Regions from separate parts of the Homo sapiens genome. Here region 1 is linked to region 2. A link is a loop called in an ENCODE intact Hi-C map of the cell type or tissue named here. Cell type or tissue: heart left ventricle. All regions are shown on one strand. Each heading gives the region's core, and the rest is flanking DNA. Links, peaks and the distances in the headings are about the cores only. Region 1 overlaps DCAF8 (DDB1 and CUL4 associated factor 8). Region 2 overlaps COPA (coat protein complex I subunit alpha).

Region 1 (8,491 bases), core at 2,096-7,095, 72 kb before region 2:
CAGAATGAGAGGGGAAGGCTAGGTACCTACATTAGTAGGAACAAAAACCATCCATTGTGAATAAATGGACCACATACCACACAGAGCAGCAGTCGGGAGAAGAAAAGCTTTACTGGGAGAAAATACAACAAATTCCAGAGTGCATGGTTTTTAGCCCACCCTATCACCCCACCAGCAATAGGAACACAGACCACTCGATCACCACACATTCCCTACCTCAGGGAGTAAGTACAGCAGCCAACATCTGGTCTCAGAGCTGCTGGGAAAAGGGGCAGGAGGAAGAAGTATCTGGGAATACCATTCTCTCACTCTTTTCCCCTCCTTCCTGGCCTGATTTAGAAGAATCTGACTGTCCCAGGATACAGAATTCTTGGTTGGATCTTGTGGAACTGGGGGCAAAAAAATAGCAGCAAAAGCACTTAAGGGCAAGAATTCAGCTGGGACTTTCAGACTCAGTGACCAGTGATAAGACAAGTGCCCAAGCTCCAGCCACTGTAATCAGTCCTTAGATTAATGACTTATTCCTCAATCCTAAAATATCAAGAGGTGGACAAGGTTTAAGTCAAACCCAGGAAGTCTTTCCCTTCACTCTTCTATAAAGAAGGGAACTGGCATGAAGTTGGATGGCTTAATGATCAAGCAGCTAAAGGTAAGAGAGACAGAGTGAGAGAGTGTGTATGTATGTGTGTGGTGTGTGTGTACATGTCTTCTGTCACAAAGTACCACAATAGTCTGCAGTGGTGGCACCACCCTAAAGTAGTTAAGTTTTAAAGACAGGCCAGCCTCTGGTTAGAAGAGCCATCCTTGGAACCCCCTACAAGACTTAAGGAGAGGTAGGAGATCTGAGGCAGAGCTGAGAGGAATTTCCTGTTTTTCCCAACCCCTACACCAAAGCAGGGAACCAGGAAGGGCAGAAATGAGGATCCTTCCATTCTCAAGCCTCCTAAAACCTAAAGGGTAAGTCCCAATCTCTAGTGACCATACACAGAGGTAAACTGACCCCAGGTGTCACTTCCACACCATTACTCTTGTTCACTCTTAAGTCCCTTTATTGCATTCAGAGAATATATAGGTATTTAAACTTTGACAATAATTTTACCTTGATACATCCAAGTTTGACTTGCTTTTTAATATATTTATAGATATAAAATTAGGCCTCTAACAGTGATAGGGACAGGGAGATTGCTGCCACCAAACAATGTTTCTTAAAAAAATAACAGAAGAGGTAATATCCTTCCTATTCTTCCTTCACTTCTGCCCCTCCTCCCACCTCTTCCCAGCCTCCCTCACCTGACCTATTTAGGGGGTGATGGGATGAAGAGAAGAGAGTGAAGGATATGTAATCAAGTGCAAAATACTGTGGTAAGTACAGAGAATGAATAAGGTGGAAAGGAAAGTGAAGAGTGTGGGATGGTTAGGGGCTTTAAGGACTTCCCAGGAAAATAGGATTCTGGGATGGGGTTGCTGGGGGTGGGGGGGGAGCCAACTGTCATAAACTTTTAAAAAACAAAGGAAGAAAAGGTCAAAAACCTAAACCAAAGAGAGAGTGGCACTCCTACCCTCCACTCTGGCCCCTTGGTACTGAATAGCCAGTTGTTCCCCCCACCCCTCCCCCAGCCCAAGAAACAAGGGAGATTAAAGAAAAAGAAACCCCATTCCCTATCCCAAACCAGTTAACAAAATAGGCTTCCCTCTCCTCTCAAAAAGAGGCTTTGGGGAGAGGCCATTTCTGCCGAGTCCTATGCACCTCTCCATAGAGCCCCATTCCAGGGCTCAACTCCCATTCCTAGGTACTCTTTGTTGGTTCACTCCTCTGGTTTGTCCTTCTCCTGGGATGTCTTTCTTTTATCTAAAGCAAAAAGTCCAAAGTGCGTTTCTGCTGAATGTAGGGCCTGGGACAGGAAAGGGTTGCCCAGGCAGGATCAGGTTGGCAGCCCCAGCCTGCCCCACCTAGGTATGAGGCCTCAAGATGGCATGCACTGCACCCGGTCAGGGCCCTCCTCCTCGTCCGATGTGTCTGAGGAGCTGGGAGACTCATCAGAGTCCGCGTCTGTGGCCCCAACCCCAGGTTCTCGCCAGCGCTGTGGATGGGAAAGGCTTGTTAGTAACTTCCCTGGATGGAACAAGGACAAGCCTGTTAGGTCTTAGCCAGAATTTAGATGCTTTAGGCCAGAGATCAGCAGAATTTTTCTTAAAGGGCCAGAGAGTAAATACTTTAGACTTGTGGTCTATATGGTCTTTATTGCAACTATTCAACTCATTGTAGCGTGAAGGCCGCCACAGACAATACACAGAATGGGTATGGCTGCAAGCCAATGAAACTTTATTTACAAAAACCAGCAGCAGGCCAACTGCCAGTTTGCCAACCCCTGAACTAGGCCTCTTTTGGCATAAGAGGAAAAATAGAAGGGTCACACTGAGACTTGTTATTTCTTCTCAATTCCCTCCTCCACCCTCCAGCTTTTGCCTTTATGAAGATAGCATTACACATGGACGGCAATGGACAAAAGTAGATACCACCCTTTTCTGCTGATGTCTCTTCCAAGGCTATATCAGGGATCTGATGGGGACAGAGGACAGTGGATAGGAAATCCGACCAAGATCACCTGATTACTGCTTGAAGTCACTACTCTGGAACTTTTTAGCCCTCTTAAAAGGGTCACTCCCTTGGGAATTCATTTCCAACCCTAGCTTACCCGGTGATGGCGTCTCTGTCTCAGGTGATGCATAAGGAACCACAGCATGTGACTATCAAACAGGTCAGTTTGGTGCAAGCTATCTTCATCCCGCTCCCGCTTGTTCTTCTTAATCACCTGGAACCCAAAAAGGTTGGGAAGAGGGGGCAGCAATGAAGAGGAACCCGGGACCTGATCAAGAAGGCTGATCTCCTATCCCAATAAAAGCTTCCCTTAAGTTGAAGTGGAGCTACATTAGATTAGGAAATGATGCCCTAGGTTCAGCTGCTGAAAAGGTAGCAGGCTTTAATACAGAATAATTCTTAAAGATGCTCCTTATCCCCATCCTATTACAAATTAGTGCCACTTCACAGCTGCCCCCTGGAGCAGGACTATTCCTACAGAGGAAATTACAGGAATGTGGGGGAGGGTGTTAGAGCAGTGCCTTTAAAGAACTGGGCAGCAAGTTATTCCTCCCTATGACAATAAGAATCAACAGTATGTGGATAAGCAGAAAGAAAATAACTTCTGCAGTCAGCCACTTACATCTTTTAACCCTGTCAGCTCAGTGGAAGCTTCAGCTGTGGGTGCCCAGATCTTCACATCATGGTCTAGGCCACTGGTTGCCAGCACAGGCAGGTGAGGGTGGGGCTCAAGACAGTTTACCTGGTCAGGAAGAAAGGAAAACACAGACTCAGCAGTGTGTGGGAGTAGGGTTTAAAAACCACTACTCACCTTGAGCCAAATAACTGCCCTTGATCAGGGCTGAGGCAGCTGCTGGGGAAGGGAGGCCCACCCATCCTGAGCCTAAGCCAAAGGGCACTGAGGGTAGAGAAACCAGACACAGACTGGGTATAAGACCAGGCACATCAATCATTTCCTATGTATAGGTCGGGGGTGGCTTCATCCCCAGATATGGCCCTAGGGGTGGGTGAGTGGACTGCCCAAGCTTACTGCTGGCTTCGTAAGAAGACAATGAAATCCAGATGACCTCATTCACTCCAGATTCCAAAGCTCCAACTTGCCCAAGGCTGGAAAAAACCATCTCAGTGGCTTTCACCAAGTGGCAAATAAATTTTAAAAAATGAAGAAAGCAGCAGCTGCCAATGAACCCCCAGAGAAGAGTCGGAGAACTATATTCATTTGGCAGTGTTTACTAGAACTGGAGGAAGGCACAGGCTGAGAAGAGGAGGCTGAGTTGCAGGGAGTGGTGGGAGTGATGGAGGCTCATGTCTGCTTGAGAGAACCTTGCACATCCCAGGGGGAACATCCTACTACTTGCCCTGAGCACAACAGGCTCAGCTATAAGGCAGCACATTAAAACCAAGCAGCTTCTTGGGGCTCCCAAAGCCTCAATCTCAGCCACCCTCTGGGTAAATTCACTGAACAAGGCAAAAGAAATAAACTCCAGCAGGCAGGCCTTCTAGCTTAGGCAGCTTCCTTCTGTCCGAAAGGCACCCAATGCCCCCTGCTGTCTGACTTGGAAACATGAGCTTCCCTAAGGGAAGGGCAGGGAAGTTCCTACCCCATCCAGAAGAGTTAGTTCCAGATCTAGCTGCTAAAGCATTTTGAGTCTTTTAGTGAAAAGAGGAACACATAGGAAAGGCACCCTGCCTTGCAGCTGGACCTATAGTCCAAGAAAACAACTTCTTTTAGTTCTCTCTGGACCAACCACCTCCGCTGCCTCACCTGCACAGGCAGAGAACAGCTGAGGAGAAGTCAAGGGCAGGCATGGAAAATAGAGCTGACCTACAGACTTCCCACTTACTTTGACTTCCATCTTACAAATAAACAAATGCTCAGAAAAGACTGAAGCTAAGACTGAGCTTATGAATAAAACAGAAACCCCGTTCTTTATCTCCTCCTCCCATTCCACATATCAGCCTATTGTGAAGTTTATCTTTGGGCTCTTTTAGGCAGTGCAGTTAAAGTCCAATGCCTGGAATAGTATCTATCTATAGTAATGGACAACTTACATATACAAACCTGCACTTTTTCATCTATCTCCTAATAAGCCCTTGTTACAGACCTGTACTCTGAGCTAGCTCTGCTTGAATAAGTCAGGAAAATAAAAAAACACAGGGGAACAATTCCTTGGAACTTAAGACTAAGGAAAAAGCCAGTGGCAAGAGGAACAAGAGAATAACATACAGTACCTGAATTGGAGCCTGCGGGGGGAGCCGACAGAGAACTTCTGGGCCAGAGTACCTGGTCACTTCACCAGACCTGTCTGAATGCCAGGACTTATCCTGTCAATAATGCCTGAGCAGAGAAAAGAGCTCTGGCCTTAGATGACTGGGCTGGGGGAATGTAGAGAATGGGATCAAGCATCAAAGTGCTCTTGGGAGACTAAGGGGCTGTCCTCTGATACCACCCCCAACCCTTGTCCCTGTGAAGCTGAATGGGAACAAAGAAAAGATCCTCAAATCAGTCAGGAGATCTGGGCAAGGCAGAAAATAACTTCTAAGATCTTTGGTTCTAACATTCTACGTTACAATTACATTCTACTCTACATTTACAATTTGCATGATATAGAACTGCTGAGTCTACTACATTGAAAGTAGTGCCTGGTAACCCCCACTGCTGGAAAATTAGGACCAAAAAACAGAGCAGAGGGAGCCAAGTAAAAGACCACATCGATCATTCAGCTTACACAGAGACAAGAATATGTAAGGAAATTTGCTTCAGGGGTAGCCTCTATATCTCTTATTCTACTCATTTACTCTTAGGACCACTAAAACTTAGGCCTGGGGCCCACCCATCCCAAGTAGATGCCTTCCTCACCTGGGCAAATGGGTTAATCATCAAACCCTGGCATTGGCTGAGCTAAAAGCAAACTGGCCTGCAGAATGCTTTTGGAGAATGGACAAATGCTGGCCTGGGAGAGGGCATTCAGCCCTGCATCTCTCTGGAACAGAATGCAAGGCAATAGCTTATGTCAAGAAAAAATTCACTGGCCCCTTCTGACTTCCTTTCTCTAAATGCCTATTGCATAATTCCCATTAAGACTCAAGTGTTTTGGGTTTGTTCACTGCAGATGACACAGGGGGACCTATGGAAGAGTTGGAAATGAAGCAGGGAAGAGTGAGACACACCTTGAACTTCTAGACTCCTCTCCATTTGTATTCAAACCATAAAAACCCTAGATCTATGCAGGTCCCAGGTCCCTGAAATTTAGAGGAAACCAGAAGAAAATTTGAAATACCCTTTCACCAGGGCAAGAAAAACATAAGGAATGGGATCCTGATTGCAAAGAACCATTCTAAATTCTAAAACCACTCTCTGAAAAAACCTCATCAAGAGATGGCTAGGCTCTTTGAAGTTCCCCACAGCTAAGAAGGAATAAAAAGGAAGAGAGACTTAGCTGTCTCAGTCATTCCTTAGAGGCCTTGGATAACCAGACTATTCTGGGCAATCAGTATAATTTAGTCTTCCAAACTGTGTTTTTCCCATCTCCTGTGGTCCAAAAACCTTGTAACAGAAAGCGATTGAACTCCTTCCTAATTCTAGGTCTCAAAAAAAAAAAAAAAAAAAAAAAGATAAGGTTAACCAGATACATCTTAAGAGCTGATTGCTCTTCATTCCCTAACTCGATTCTCACTCTTCCTTTTTGCCCTAACTCCACAGAGGGCTGCAGAACTCAAAGGCCAGGCAGACTATGATACGATCATGGGTTATACAGCAAGCAGACTGCTCAGCTACTAAAAAACAATTGCCACATTTGCGTTCTCCTTATATGTACACATGTATATGTGTTTGTTATCTATTTGAATGTACGCATGACATTTCACCCCTAAATACTTCAACATGTATCTCTTAAGTACAAGAATATTCTAAGTAATCAAATCAATTTAATATTGAATACCATGTTATCTAATGTATAAACCATATTCTAATTTTCCCAACTGTCCAAAAAATGCTCTTTATAGCTTTTATCTGCTAATCTAAGATCCAGCCAAGATCACTACTTAGTTTAGTTTAAAGGGAAGAGACATGGAGAAATCTTTAGCCTTGTGTAGGAGGGTACGCCCTGAACACTAACGCTTTTTCATTTGGAAAAGGTGCACGTCTAGAGATAAGTTACATCACTCAGGACAGGACAGAGGTTCTTCCCTAAGATCCCTTTCTTGTCTCAATAAACTGTGCTTTACAGGGACAGAAGATAGGAACAGGAAGAAAATACTCCATCAAAAACTCAGCACCTCCAGGCTAACTAGTCTTTTATGGCTGGCTGGACCTCTAAAACATGGTATCATGTAGTCACAGTGAGAATTCAGTGTCCCTGCTAAAACCTACCTTAATGACTGGAGAGATTAGGGAGCCAGCCAGCTCAGCACACCATACTCACCACGCCTCCCTTGTCCCCCTCCATGAACTGAATAATCTGGCAGGATGATTTCTCCCAGAGGAAGATGTGCCCACAGTCACTACCGCTCACCACAAACTCACTCTTGGGGCCATAGAAATTGACGCCTTTTACTGAAATGATAAATGAGGGAAGAAACCACATGAGGGTTGGCATCAGGCCTATATACATTCATCTCAAAGGGAATTTAGTTATTCACAAACTCTAAATCAGCTAGATTATGCATGTTTAACAGATAGTTATAGGAATCACACCAGTCCCAAGAGATGATTTATATTCTCCCAAAGAGCTCGCTCCTTAGGGCAGAGGAATCTGCAGTCCTTTAGCAGCAGCCTTAGTCTCTCAAGTTTATACCCTATCAAGTAACCACAGGCCTCTCTAATCTCTTACCTGTCCCACCCTGAATCATCCCAGCTCTGCCTACTCTTAGGCAGCACTGTCTTATGGCCTAGGATTATCTTTGATATGTGGACTTCATTGGTACCTTGTCAATATTTCTGGGTCATCAGCTGATCTGAGACTGATGAAGGTATATGCCACAACTGCCTCGAGAAGCAAGTGATCTGTGCTTGCTACCATTAACAGGGCTCCACTCTCCGGAATCAGTAAAAGAAGCCAAGAGTTCCAATGACTATGGTCAGTACAATATTGGCCATGAGACTGGCACCCTTCCTTTATCTGCCTGTGTACTGAGATCCAAGAACAGATTTTTCCCTCCCTTCTTACCAGCTCAGGAAAAAAAATAAAACTAACCTCTAACTGCTATCTCCAAGACAAAATCATGACAGGTATCTGCTAGGAGTGGTAACAATAGAGAAATGATTCCTCAACTTTCCTGGACATTAGAATCATGTGGGTAGTTTTTAAAAATCTCAGTGCTCAAGTTGCAGTCCATCCCTATTAAATCAGAATATATGGGGTTAAGGCCAAACTGTTATTTTTAAAAGAACACCAGGATTGGGATTGGTGGCTCATGCCCAGCACTTTGGGAAGTCGAGGCAGGCGGATCACTTGAGCCCAGGAGTTAGAGACCAGCTTGGGCAACATGGTGAAACCCCATCTCCACAAAAAATACAAAAATTAGCCAGGTGTAGAGGCATGCACCTGTAGTCCCAGCTACTCACGAGGCTGAAGTGGGAAGATCACCTGAGCCCGGGAGGTTGAGGCTGCAGTGCCTGGGAGGTCAAGGCTGCAGTGAGCCATAATTGCACCATTGCACTCCAGCCTGGACAACAGAGTGAGATCCTGTCTCATAAACACAAAACAAAACACATCAGATGATTTCAATGTGCCCCAAAGTTTGGGAACCACAGACATGGAACAAAACAGGCCAATCTTGGGCTAGTTACTACCACCATTCCTCCTCTTCTGCCTCATCTAAAAGAATTGTTTACTCCTCCTTCCTAGAGGTATAAGGTCACTCCCTATTTTAAGCAATTCAGGACCACTG
Region 2 (7,842 bases), core at 1-5,000:
TAGAGATTTATTTAGTGTGAGAAATATGAGAACAATAGTTGTAAAGAACAAATCAATAACCCGCAGTGTGCATTTTGGAAAACCAAATAACTTCTTCAAATTTCTGAGTACACAGAGGGTACCTGCCTTGAAATTTAAATGTCTAAGGAAAATGGGAGATGATTAAGAGTTGGTGTGGCCTAGTCACACCAAAATGTATTTATTACATCCTGCTCCTTTCTAGTTGACAGGAAAGAAAGCTGCTGTGGGGAAAGGAGGGATAAATACTGAAGGGATTTACTAAACAAATGTCCATCACAGAGTTTTCCTTTTTTTTTTTTTTGAGACAGAGTCTTGCTCTGTCACCCAGGCTGGAATGAAGTGGTATGATCTCAGTTGAATGCAACCTCCACCTCCTAGGTTCAAGCGATTCTCATGCCTCAGCCTCCTGAGCAGCTGGGACTATAGGCGCATGCTACCATGCCAGGCTAATTTTTATATTTTTATTAGAGACGGGGTGTTGCCATGTTGGCCAGGCAGGTCTCGAACTCCTGGCCTCAGATGATCTGCCCACCGTAGCCTCCCAAAGTGCTGGGATTACAGGTATGAGCCACTCCACCCAGCCCAGAGTTTTCATTTGTTCCTTAAAATAATTAAGCTGGAAAGGCAAGGACAATTATGAGCACAACTGTAGTCAAGTTGAGAAGACCTCAAAAAAGTCAAGTTTAGACCTTCGGATTTTCCATAGAAGAGAAAAAGATACTAGGTTTTAGGGTACAGAGAGCCAGATCTGAAGAGTAGCTGCAGGGGGAAGGTGCTGTTAGAAGGAGGATATAGACACATTCTCTGGGGGGAACATATGGTGACTGACCCATGCACACAAAGGGGGCCTTAGCGAAACTGCAGAGGACTGATCCTTAAACCAATCACATCTTTGCCAATCTCTGTCACCTGTGGAAAAACAAACAAAGGAACAAGTTAGAGATTTGTAAGATTGAGAACCCTAGAAAATGTATTCCCTATACCCCTCAATGGGCACAGTAGACAGGTATTGGGGTGTTCATCACTGACTGGCCAAGAGCAGTGGGGAGATGCTCTAGCTTTCTCCAGTGTCACTGCCTCAGGGAGCAGGGGACAAGCACAAGAAGAAAAAAAGGACCACCATGTTTCTTTCTTTTTCCCCTTCGCTCAATATCCTAGATATATTTATTGAGGACAGTACTTACTGTGGTGACCCTGCAGATTTGACCTTTGAACTCAGGGGAATAGCAGGCCCCACTGAGTGGACACTTTTCTACTGGCTTTCCACGGTAGATGGGCCGATATGATGCAGCACAAATGTCAAAGGGGTTGTGCATGTCATAATTGAGCTGGTAGGCATCTGTGGGATTCTTCTCACAGGCAGACAGGATTTTTCGGGTCTAGGGGAAGGAAGGAGTATTTAGGAGGACAGAAGGCTGCAGACAACACCTCAAAGGATCCCAACACCATGGTTTGGTAGTTCCGTTGATGTGAGACACAACTGTACTGCGTGAAAAGAGGTCCCAACCTCTGTACTGGATGTATGTGAAGGGTTAACAATCACCATTCCTATTGTATCAAACTTTCCCCTTCTCAATACAAAAGTGGCTCCATAATCTAGACCCACATTCCTCCACCAACTCTAGAGATTATCAGGGTCAGGTCCTAGAAAGGGTTAAAACAGACTTCCATCACCCAAAAAGAATGCATTTGGAGGACACAAGTAATGAGATGTGTATGTGAAGCTTTGTGGTGGTTGTGATGGGATATCTGGAGCTTAAGGACAGGACTGGGGTTACTTTCAGCTGCAGTGGAGCTATTCTAGGTTGCACGGCACTCTTAGACGAGTGCCATGTCTCAATAAACTATTAATTTTCCAGGAACAAAGGAAACACCAAGTCAGGAAGTAAACAGAGGGTAGCATTCTGTTGGCTTTTTGTTGAATGTTGTTATTTATTGCTTTGTTTCAGAGGCAAGGACCTTGGTCTGCTCCCTCCATGTAAGAGCTGATCTGGCTTCCCTATGGTCACTGAAGGAGTTCCATCTACCTGTTGGGCCACCTCAGGCTTGGGCCCGAGTTCTAGTAGGCGCCGAGCAAAGGTGGCAGCTGTCTTGAAGTTCTTGAGCTTGAAGAACAGATTGAGGGCTGTACGCAGCACCAGGATCATGTGCACAGGCTGCAGGTTTGAGTGGGTGAAATAGGCTGCCATCTGGTGGACAGAAAAAGGAACACATGCCAGGTTGATGCTACACCTGGTAGAAGTCATTTCTAAGCTGCTACACATGCATAAAAAACACAACACAAAATAGGATGATGGGCTATAAAGCTGAGAGGTCTTCTACCTCCTAGGTATGGAGGACTGGTGAGATGAGGAAGTAGGATGAAGAAATGTATCCTCCCCTCATAGAAATGAAGGGCCTAAATTTCTCTTCATCCCCACTCAGATCTGGGTTTGAAATTAAAGAATTCAAACCTAGTGAAGGGTGAAGGGAAGGACGTCTCTGTTGTGCTCAGGGTCCTATAGATCTTACCTCACAGATGCGCTTCTGCTGTTCTAGAGTCTCTTTGGGCAGCTTCTTCCTTTCTGTCTCCACGGACAAACCCACAATGTACTCACGGCAAATGGTGATGAGCTGCTGGGCCTGTAGAGGGGGCAGAAGGTCAGGATACAGAGACAAGAATGTGGAAGTGCCCAGAACTGGGACAGCGGCTAGACCCTCCTACCTCTGCAATCTCTTGTTTATTGTCCACAACAAGAAGTGGCACACTGAGAAGGATGGAACGGAATTTTTCCACAGCCTCCTCAAATTTGCCAACTGTGGTGAGCTGGTAGCACAGCTGCAACCGTTGGATGAGGTCATTAAGCTTCAGGCCCACAGCTGGTACACCATTCTTCAGCCCTGCATCCTTCCTGGAAAGGGAAAAGTAGGAAGAAGACAGGATAGTCAGTAGGCAACTAGGACCCAATTTCCTTTTCTGGCAAACATCCTCATAGCTACCCTCCTGTCTCCTGTTAAAGTAGCTGGGGAAGAGGATGACAGCAGGTGTAAACCAACCCCATAGAGTAACAAACCAAAGATCTTTTTCTACTGGGAAACCCTAGCTCTGAGAGAATTCTGACTATGTCACTGAGGCTACCATCTGAAATATCGACCACAACTTGGAACAGATGAAAGCAAAGAGAAAAGGGCCTTACCAGTTGCGATTAGGATAGCCATACATGGAGGGTAGGCAGGGCAGAGCCTGATAGGTTGTGCGGCCTCGGGCGTATGTCTGTAGGAACAGTTGCTTGTAGGGGCCAAACTGGATTACCCCTACTTGGTCATGAAGGAGCTGGAACAGAAGGAAAGAAACAAGGATTTTGGCCCTGCTGCATAAAAAGCTACTTTTCCTTGGGCAAGGTAATTAATTTCTCTGTTCACGTTTCCTCATCAGTAAAATACACTTAATTGTAAGACCTACCTCATTTAATGATACCTATTAAAGTATTTAGGATAGTGCCTGGCACACAGTGAACATTAAATAAACGTTAGCAGTTATTGCAGTGTTATCATTATTGTTGTTATTATAACAATACTGGCTTAGTGTTCAAAACAGACCTCTGCTTGGAAAGGGGTACTTATCTCACTGATATGAGCCAGAAAGCAAGCTATAAATGGGTGGAAGATGACTGAAGGATATGCCCTAAGAGATTACTAGGCCAAGTGGAAGGCAGATAACAGGAAGGCAAGTGTACTTAACAAAGATAAAGAGTTTTCATGAAAAATATACACCTTTCCCCTTATGGGTAGGATAATTTCCCTTGATTAAAATGAGTCAACCATCTCCCGGGGACCCTGGGCTAGGCACACTCAAGAGGAAAAGCCAAGGTTACTTACCCGCATGGCTGTTTCGAAAGAGCCTGCCAGGATGTGATCAACTGGAAGCTGAGAGTTATTACACCAGATCTAACAAGAAACAAAAAAACCCAAGCCAAGTGAAACTTTGTCCCTTCTCTATTCTCCTCTGTAACTATAGTAGAAAAGTAGCCAACACCTGTTATATACCAATCAAGTATTAGCCACTCATCCCTGCCGTGCTAGGTTTCTTCCCGCTTACCTGAGTTGGACTTGTTCCCTTGGTTGGGGGCACAAAGAAACCATCTTCAGCCCCACCAGCTGCCCCAGGGGATATATCCTAGGGGAAAAACAAAAATTGAGTATTGAGTAATTTTTTTTTTTTTTTTGAGACAGGGTCACACTCTGTCACCTAGACTGGAGTACAGAGGCATGATCTCGGCACACTGCAACCTCTGCCTCCCATGCTCAAGCAATCCTCCAACCTCAGCTTCCCGAGTAGCTGGGACTGCAGGCATGAGTCACCACACCTGGCTAATTTTTGTATTTTTTTGTAGAGATGGGGTTTTGCCATGTTGCCCAGGCTGGTCTCCAACTCCTGAGTTCAAGTGATCTGCCTGGCTCAGCCTCCCAAAGTGCTAGCATTACAGGCGTGAGCCACTGTGCCCAGCCAAATTGAGTAATTTTTTAAGCCATTCAAGCACTTTGTTCTGTTGAATCTAGAACACAACCATTTACATTGTTCCCTGCCCCCACTGAGGAAGAGGGGTGATAGTTGTGGGAGAAGGCTGCCAAAATAGGAGCCACCTCACCAGTGACAAAATGACATATCAAAAACTCCAATTCAGATGAAACAGCTTGCTACCTTCTCATAAGCTGCTGCTGGCAGAACGCTGATTACCTCATTCTTCTTTCTTTCAAATGGGAGTTAAGCATCAGATTAGAGATAAGTCCTACATCCTCTCCTCTTGGAGCATATCAGGATAGATGGAAGTGACAAGGCCACTAACTTTGACTCTCTCGTTCTTCCTGCTTCTTTTACTTTTTAAAATAGAGACAGGGTCTTGCTATGGTGCCCAGGCTGGTCTTGAACTCCTGGGCTCAAGCAATTGTCCTGCCTTAGCCTCCCAAAGTGCTGGGATTACAGGCATGAGTCACCGTGCCCAGCCATCTTCCTTCTTTCAAATGGGAGATAAGCATCAGACTAGGAGGGTCTAGTCCCCTTCCCAGAAGGGCTGACCTTAGGATAGTGGTAGGGGATAGGATAGGAGACCTGAGGATAGTGGTAGGGGACAATAAGGCCTCTGGCTTCCACAGGGAGATACGGAGAGAACCTTCTAAGGGTACAAATTCCACATACCAGCTCAGGAGGGAGCTCCAGATCTTCTTCTACATCCCAGCCACCTCCTTCTTCCTGTCCCTTGCCAAGAGCATCATCCCCCAAACCTTCTGTAGCCTCCACAAACCCATCTGTAAGGAAAATTCAAGCTCAAAACAGATTTGGGCAGTGGCATAATCTTAGCCAAAGGAAGTAAAATCAATCCTAGTTCGTTTCATGGCCTGGAAGTCTGCAGAGCTACCCACAACCCAGTCCCAATCCAAGGTGTCCATCACCCCAGAACAGTCTTAAAACAGCACTTTTACCTTCATCCAACTGCAGCTCTGCATCCTCTCCCCAGCCCTCTGTACCAACAGTGTCAATGTCAATGTCAGCAGCCAGTGCTCCTCCCTTCCCTACAGAGGGAAGGAACAGAACGGAACTGGTTATAGTCCAGCAAGTCTGAGATACGGCCTTTTCTGTAGGCAGGTTAAATCCTTTCAAAAACAGGTGCCAAGCTTCTGCCTACTTACTATTTATTTTTGTGTATTATTTATTTTTGTGGTATATATGTTATGCTAACTTGCAGTAGCTTTCACAGAGGGAGGGAATAGAAGACAGATGGAAGGAACTGGCCTTCCTGCTACCAAAAACTGGCTCTTAAATAATTTGTACTTACCAGCCTTTGGCTACCAACTCTTGAATTTCTTCCTGAGCGCTTTGCTAAGCTACCACCACTACAATGTGTACAGGGCATCAGGCATAGGGTAGATAGAGGAGGTGGAGAAAAGAGTGGGGTTTGGCACAAAATGCTCAAGAGTCTGTTTAGGCTCTTACTCACGGGAAATGAACTAGGAGACCCAGAAAACAGGAGGAGGTTAAGGGTGGAAGTGGTGGAGGGTGATAGCACACATCTGCCTATACCCACATACCGGAATTACAGGTAGTTGAATTAGTACCTTTAAGATTGTATGTCATGAATGATAAAATACTGAACAAAGAACATGACTACATATATAGTAAAACCTAAGAAAATACACCAAAATATTAACCGAAGTTATTGATGGTAGTAGAGGGATCCCTTTTTTTCTCCCTATTTTCCAAATTTTCTTTAATGACCTGAAAATGCTATCTTAAGTTTTTAAGACTGCACCATAAATGACTGGCATTTCAATATTCCATTAGGCTCCATGCAGAAAAAAAGGACAAGTTAAACTAAATGCTAATGGTATTCTCTAGGACAGTTCTTCACAAAACAAACAACAAAAGTGCTATGGGAGAAATAGGTACTTACCTTTGCTGGCAATGGTGCCTTCAAAAAATCCTTTGGATACAGTCAATAAAGGCCAATTGGTATCCAATGGCATGATAGGTGCAGGTGGCTGGAGCAGCTTGGCATTAGGGTCAATGTCTGGGATCTGAATAGTAGAAGAAAAGAGGCTAAAAACAAATAGCACTTGGAAGTCACGTAAGGAAAGTTATGGAGCCTCCTTTGATCTCATTTGTTTCTCTGCCTCTCCTGGTAACCAGGTGGGAGAGTGACATTCATAATTTTAAATTGTTCTAAGATCCTAGAGTTAATCCTGTAATAAGAGACAATTATGTAAATAAAGACTCACTGTCTCCTTCTCTGGGTCAAATGTCTCCTTTAGGCTCTCAGCTTCTTCATCTAAGCCATGGGTAGCAGCTGTGAGATAGGCCAGGGACTCTGTAGAGAAAACAGACTTTGTGGTATAGGTACATTTCCAAATGCATGCTGCTGTGGTAAGCAACCTCTGAAATGGCCCCCCAGTAATCCCTGACTCCTGGTATTCAAGTTGTTGCAAAATACCCACCTCTTAAGTGTGGGCTGGATTTATTAAATAGCTTCTAATGGATGGAACATGGCAGATGTGATGGGATGTTACTTCCTAGATCTGGTTACAAAGATTGTGGCTTCTATCTTGGGGTGCCCTCTTTTGCTCACTTGCTGTAAGGGAAACTAGCTACCACGTTACAAACTCCTATGGAGAGGTCAACACGAAAAGAAAGTGATGTTTCTTAGACAACAGGGAGCAAGGACATGGGGGCTGCCAATGGCCATTGAGTGAGTGCAGAAGTAGATTCTCTCCCCGGTGAGTCTTCAGATATCTGCAGTTCTGGCCAACACTTTGACTGTAGCCTCATGAGAGATCCTAAGCCGGAGGCACCTAGCTAAGCCATGCCACAAATTGTGAAATAATAAATGTTTGTGGTTTTAAACTACTAAATTTGGGGATAATTTGTTACACAGAAATAGAGAACTAATATAGCTGCTTATCTTTGAGACGTATCCATCCGTGCTGAGAACCTTGGATATCCCTGACTCCTCTCTGTTACATCTCAAATCTAGTTACCGCAATAAATCATGTTGTTTCTACCTTAAAATATATCCTGAATCTGACCACTGCTCACCCCTCCACTAATAGCGCCTTGGTCCAAACCTCATCTTTCACCTTGCTTGTTTCCTAATGTATCTTAAATGCTAATATAATGCTTGGTATATAGTGGGTTCTCAAAAAATATCCCTTGACTATATACATGAATAAATGAGTGAAACCTCCAAACTGAAAATAAAGAATAAAATTCTAATGGCATCCAACCAAGTGCATTTACTAGGGCGTCCACTCAAGACCTTTTAAAACCTCCTATCTCCCCCATGAATAACT

Evidence for each region. Hi-C counts contacts between places; a loop is a spot of excess contacts. Peaks named below come from ENCODE experiments on the same cell type or tissue, not always from the same donor. Only the 100,000 strongest peaks of a DNase experiment are listed, where the experiment ranks them.
Region 1: a loop joins it to region 2, with 3 times the contacts of the local background. A loop is called at or near these places in 10 of 110 quality-filtered maps.

Annotation. Positions count from the first base shown.
Region 1 is chr1:160,215,628-160,224,118 of GRCh38, forward strand. DCAF8 (DDB1 and CUL4 associated factor 8) reads right to left here. Exons shown (of 14, transcript NM_015726.4): 11 at 7,024-7,154; 12 at 3,222-3,341; 13 at 2,697-2,813; 14 at 93-2,081. The coding sequence ends at 1,965. Among named protein-coding and RNA genes, the nearest start is that of PEA15-AS1, 11 kb to the left of the region's middle. In heart left ventricle, for the core only: a CTCF peak has its summit at 4,137 (motif pointing left); no DNase peak of the experiment used is centred there; H3K27ac peaks cover 1,988 bases.
Region 2 is chr1:160,289,287-160,297,128 of GRCh38, forward strand. It overlaps COPA (coat protein complex I subunit alpha), which reads right to left. Exons shown (of 33, transcript NM_004371.4): 22 at 6,775-6,863; 23 at 6,450-6,573; 24 at 5,482-5,571; 25 at 5,198-5,307; 26 at 4,100-4,177; 27 at 3,880-3,948; 28 at 3,198-3,334; 29 at 2,726-2,912; 30 at 2,533-2,643; 31 at 2,049-2,210; 32 at 1,206-1,400; 33 at 1-930. The coding sequence ends at 871. It overlaps LOC107985219 (a long non-coding RNA gene), which reads left to right. Exons shown (of 3, transcript XR_001738265.2): 3 at 1,971-3,540. Among named protein-coding and RNA genes, the nearest start is that of PEX19, 8.1 kb to the left of the region's middle. In heart left ventricle, for the core only: a CTCF peak has its summit at 2,207 (motif pointing left); a DNase peak (open chromatin) is centred at 2,125.